2 separate regions of the Homo sapiens genome follow, and region 1 is linked to region 2. A link is a loop called in an ENCODE intact Hi-C map of the cell type or tissue named here. Cell type or tissue: mammary epithelial cell. All regions are shown on one strand. Each heading gives the region's core, and the rest is flanking DNA. Links, peaks and the distances in the headings are about the cores only.

What was found. Peaks named below come from ENCODE experiments on the same cell type or tissue, not always from the same donor. Only the 100,000 strongest peaks of a DNase experiment are listed, where the experiment ranks them.
Region 1: it touches region 2 in a loop (10-fold over the local background); 3 of 110 quality-filtered maps call a loop at or near these places.

Annotation. Positions count from the first base shown.
Region 1 is chr9:91,418,081-91,421,008 of GRCh38, reverse strand. All of the region lies in intron 1 of NFIL3 (nuclear factor, interleukin 3 regulated), which reads left to right. Among named protein-coding and RNA genes, the nearest start is that of NFIL3, 4.3 kb to the left of the region's middle. In mammary epithelial cell, for the core only: no CTCF peak of the experiment used is centred there; DNase peaks (open chromatin) are centred at 918 and 1,598; H3K4me3 peaks cover 234 bases.
Region 2 is chr9:91,130,588-91,133,515 of GRCh38, reverse strand. The region is part of intron 1 of LINC02937 (long intergenic non-protein coding RNA 2937); the gene reads left to right. The region is part of intron 2 of LINC00484 (long intergenic non-protein coding RNA 484); the gene reads right to left. Among named protein-coding and RNA genes, the nearest start is that of LINC00484, 13 kb to the right of the region's middle. In mammary epithelial cell, for the core only: no CTCF peak of the experiment used is centred there; a DNase peak (open chromatin) is centred at 1,795; H3K27ac peaks cover 1,672 bases.

The DNA.
Region 1 (2,928 bases), core at 288-2,787, 290 kb before region 2:
CCGGCCACAGAAATTGGGGGTGGAGGCGCTCCAGTATTGATAGTGATTAAAAGGAAGGCCTCAGCTTGACTTTGGCCAGTTGAGTTGAGCCGATTTTTTTTAACCTTTAATTTATGTGGTCAAAGGCTAGAGGAGAGAGAACACTGATCTCCAGAGTTCAAAATAAAATCTAAACGCCCACATAGACGCTGCTGTCCTACTGTAAAACTACAGTACTTTCATCCTCGCATAAAGACTTCCAAGATTGTACCCATGCAGTAATTCATGGAGACATCACAGATGTTCTCCTGAAGCATATCAACGCAATCTGCTCTTTGTTGAAAACTGACCGAAAACTTGCTTTCTTTGGCATCATACCCTACACCGCTATCCCTAATCAGTTTCCCTCCTGTTACAGGCAGTAGTTAGAGAACAGGTTTCGGTGAGGTACAGATCCTAAGAGCGCAGGCCCTGGGCTCACAAGAACCCTGGGTCCCAGGCCCCAGCTTGTTATCTTCCAACACTGTCCTGATTTCCATCACTCTCCAGGGTAAACTGAGGGAATAAAACCTGTTGACTTAGTTGGTTGTGAGGAGTTCAATAAATGTTTCCTGTGTTATTGATCAGGAACCAGAATCTGTGTGTGTGTGTGTGTGTGTGTGTGTGTGTGTGTGTGTATTTACCTTCATTTTTCTCTTTGTAAATCTCTTCGCAGTAACAGTAAGGATTCGTGTTGGAATTAAGTCTGTAAGATCTTTCTTGAGATACTTTTTTTGTTCTAATAATATATATATTTTTTAATTTGCCATCGTGTTCAATGTTAATTTCAGTTTGAGGGGAATTCCTGACAGGATTGCAGAACCTCAAACTTCCCAAGTCATTGGGTTAATGTTTTGGGGAGCTGCTTGAAGGAATAGAGAGATGAGTCGATTATAGTAGCAGGAATGACGTGACAATTGCCATATTAATAGCTCAGCTTTTTCCAATTCCCTTACACATTCTGTGACTCATTTTCTGTAGCTTGGATGATTTCTCTATCTAAAACTTTGTGGTCTGAGATCAGCAGTGGATGGTGAGACCCCACAGATAAGCTCTCTTGTAGGGGGTATATGTAGCCTGAAAACTAAGGCCAGTCCTGTGAAACTGTTGATATTTGACCCTTTTGACCAAATTTTCATTTGGTTTACCCTTACACTTGCGACATAGGTCAGGGCTTCAGTAAGAGTCACGAGCAGCAAAAACAGCCTGGAACTGATAGGCATCGTTGCCTTTTGATACTGATCATTCTTCAGAAAAGAGATAAAGAGTTAGTATTTACTAAACACATACTCTGCATGTGCCAGGCACAGTGTTGAGGGGCTCTGTTATCATCCACATTTCATAGATGAGGAAATGGAAACTCAGAGAAATGAATTTGCAGCCCAGGTCGCAGAGCCTGAAAACCAGATGGGGAAATTTGCACCTCAACAAAGTGTATTCTCACACTCACTGTAGTTTTTGAAACAATTTCCTTTTCTGGGTTAAAGACTTATTTTTGTGCAGTGCAGTTATAACATCACTGTGATGCAACAGCCTGAAAATTAAAACCCTTTGTGAGAGGCCTTTCGGACGTTGAGCAATGTGCCTGACTCACCAGCTGAGTGGATTTTTCTAGTTGACCTTGCCTTGGTCATTAGAGTCAATTTCGAGATGTAAATGCGATTGCAGCATGGAATGGAAAAGGTGCAGTCATATTGCCTGGGCTTTATTTTTACCCAGGTTAAACTCATATACTTCATGATTTCCATTGTAATCCAGATGCCATTGATGCTGTTAAAGTTGTTTATTTTTAATTTGTATTGAGGAATGAGAGCACACTTGGGATTCAATTCAAAATATAACAGAAACAATGTAATTGAAATTGCCTTTAATATTCATTTCTTGTTTTTGTAAGGTATGCCTGTATTTCACGGGGTTTAATACATTGTTTGATATCCTGTTATTTTTCTAAATTATATTTGAGTTGATTTCTATCCAGGTTGGACTTGTATGAGAATGTTGAAAGACGTTGACCTTTGATCACAGACATTACAATATGAATTTTTCAGTTTCAAAATGAATTTTTATTACTACTACCCCAGTTATCTTTCACATTTCTTTGTAAGTAACTTTACTGTAGTTAAAAAAAAAAAAAACACCCAAAACTGTTTCTCATATGGCTTTAATAATAGAGCATAAACTTGTTTTTATGATAAGAAAGTTTACTAGAGATTTGCTAGATGCCATTTGTTATTAATCTGTGCTTTGAGGACTCAGTTTCATAGGACTCAGAATGATGTTTATAAGCCTTTTAGTTATCAGAACATGATGTCTTTTATTAATTAGCTTTTTAGGGGTCTTAAACTGTAATTAACTGGCCTTCAAATAAACACTACAAATAAGCATTTGAAAATCCACTCTATTCATAAGGTAGAAAATGACATTTATAATCATCCACTGACTGGAAAAGTGGAAAAAGAAATTAAAAAGCCAAGTGAAGCAAGTTGGGATGATTCTACATTATCATTAGAAACTTTCAAGAATTTTCTCAGCCTGACTGTCCCCTTAGCCCACCATTTTTGCCATCATTACACCATGTTGCATGTATTACTTATTCATTGGGGAATTTTCTACAACTGGGTTACTTTGTGATTGTTGGTGTCCTTTTAAGATTTCAGATTAGTTGCTACACTGATCAGTTATCTTTTCAGAAGTTTCAAGATATTAATAGTCCCCACATTTAAGTTTCTATAGATTTTTAAAAAATTATTACTGTTCTGTTTTTCCCCCATGTTACTACCCATCTTTAGTGAGAGCTGTTCTTATTTCTCAAGCTGTGCAGTTAATTGGTCGTGCTAGCGTGTATGTGCTTACTCTGTGCAGGCTTCAGAATAATTTAATTGTGTATTAAGTTTCAAACACTGACGACCT
Region 2 (2,928 bases), core at 235-2,734:
GGGCTTTTGCCAAAATAAATAATAGAATTAGAATATTTTAAGAGGTAGCTGGAAACAAAATCAACAGTATCTTCTCTTTTTTAGTAGCAGCTAGTTTTCTCATGGGAGTGAGATTAAAACATCTCCCCAAACCTAAAATCCCTAGAAAATAAATTTTACCAAAAAGTTCAAGACATACTCAGAGAAAGGTATAAATCTCTGTGTAGGATGTAGATCAATTCTTGAGTAAATAGAGAGCAATTCCATACTTCTGGAGGGGAATATTTAAATCTTAAAAATGTGAATAGTTGAAAAAATATATATATATTATACAAAACTGAAGTTTGTGCTTATACATTTTGAAGATATTTAACATACTGAAAACATTAATAAATTGTATATCTTTATTTTACACATGTGATGCAATATGAAATATAATGCCAATAAAATGTATTTGAGTTGAGCGGAAATTATTTTAAATTTCCTAAAGAAAAATAAATGAGTAAGAATTGCCAAGAAAACTTTAGAAAAGAAACATGGTATTGGGCAGCCTGCTCTACTTAATAGTAAAACTTATTATACTCTAAAGCTACTGTAATCAGAGTAGAATGGGTAGGAAAAAAATGAAAGAGGCCCATAGACCAGAAATAGGTCCAAATATATATGGGATTTTAATATATTTTCTTTTCTTTCTCTTTCTTCCTTTTTTCTTTCTTTCCTTTTTCTTTTCTTTCTTCCTTTCTTTCCTTCCTTCCTTTCTTCGTTCCTTCCTTGCATCCTTCCTTCCTTCCTTTTTCTTTCTTTTTCTTTCTTTTTCTTTCTCTTTCTTTCCCTTCCTTCTCCCTTCGCTCCCTTTCCTTCCTTCTCCCTTTCCCTCCCCTCCCCCCCTCCCCTCCCCTCCCTTCCCCTTCCTTTCCCTTCCCTTCCTTCTACACAGTTTTGCTCTATCACCTAAGCTGGAGTGCAGTGGTATAATCCTGGCACACTGCAACCTCCGCCTCTTGGGTTCAAGTGATTCTCGTGCCTCAGCTTCCTGAGTAGCTGGAATTACAGGTGCACACCACCACGCCTGCCTAATTTTTGTATTTTCAGTAGAGATGGGGTTTCGCCATGTTGGCCAGGCTGGTCTTGAACTCCTGGCCTCAAGTGATCCACCTGCCTCAGCTTCCCAAAGTGCTGGGATTACAAGCATGAGTTACCTTACCCGGCTGGGAATTTAATATATGTTAAAGCAACATTTTAATTGAGTGAGACACAGTCGGCCCTGCAAAAAATCCTTGCCGAATGAATGAAGGCTTGTGAGAGTTTGAGGGAAGAAAAAGGCTCTCCATGCATTGCTAGTGGGAATGCGATTGTTAAAATAGTTATGGAAAGTAATACAAGAGTATTTATTAAAATAAGAATGTTTCATCATAACAATCCTTCCTTTTAGAGACTGTTCTTCAGGAACAAAAATGCCAATAGATAAAGATATATTTATTGCTTATAATGGCAAAAAGTGGAAATGATACAAATATTCATCAAAAAAAGATTGGTCGACTAAACCAGAATACAATCATACTATAGAATATCGGAATAGAATGCAGCTCTCTAAACGTTAGGTAGAATTCTATATCTCTGTATCCAAGAAATACCCATGATGAATTGTTAAATGAAAAAGCAAGTTTCAGAATATGATAATATTTGTGATCTGAGTCCATTTCTCTGTGCGTGTAGGAGAGAGAACCACAGGCCTCTGTGGTCCGTATGTGCACGGTGAGCGTGCAGGAGGCTGCATGCCAATGCTGTCAATGGGGTGGGGATGAACTGTGGCAGGATGAGTCATTTATTGCTGTTTCCTTTATACATGTTCTTTCTTTGACTTATTACAATGAGCACGTACTACTTTCGTCATTTCATAAAATCCAGTAACAGCTTCTCTGCAAAGCCCTCCAAATAAATAAAAAGTCTGTGTCCTTCCAAGAGCGGTACTGAAGTGGTTTAAAGCTCCCCAACTCTGGCTGGCACTGGACAGGAGCCTGGGGGTTGACCGGGGGAATGGGGAGAAGGAAGATTCAGGCTCTATCCTGGTGACAAGGGAGCATACCTGAGCTTGCCTGACCCAGATGTCTTTTTCTGTAGTAACTTTTAATTTTGATATACTTTTAGACTTACAGAAAGGTTGCAAAAAAAAAAAAATCAGAGTGACTATATAACCTTCATCTATAAAAAATCAGGGGCCAACACTGGTGTAATGCTATTAACTACAGACTTCATTTAGGTTTTCCCATGTTCCTGTAACATCATTTAGCTGTCCCAGGATCCAATCCAGATCCCACAGTGCACTGAGCTCTTGCTCCTTAATATACTCCAATCTGGGATAGCTTCTCAGTCTTTCCTTGTTTCTCTTGATCTTGACACTTTTGAAGGGCACTGGTCAGTTATTTTGAAGAACGTCTTTCAATTTGGGTTTGTCTGATGTTTTCTTATGATTTGATGGAGAGTATGAGTTTTAGGCAAGAAGACCTCAGAAGTGCCTTTGTCAGTGCAGTGCAGCAGGGGCACGTGATGTAATATGTGTCATTGTTGGTTTTGTTAGCCTTGATCATTGGGTTAAGGTAGTGTCTGCTTCATTGCTTAGTGCACAAGTAGTAAATATCAATAAAAAATGTAAGACATAAGAAATACAATAAGAAATTATAAAGTAAACATAAATAAGAACTAGTTTTCCTTTTCTATTAATTTTTCCCTTTGTATGAATAGACATCTATATTTTTCACTCTGATTAATAGACATTTTGTGGGGAGATACTTTGGCACTAGGCAAATATCCCTTTTATCCACAAACATTTGGCAGACTTTGCCTGCAACCACCATTACTGTGGTGTTCACCAAATGATGATTTTGTATTTTCCTTATTCTTTCTGCATTTGTTAGTAGAATTCTTCCATATGACCTCTCTCTCCTCCCC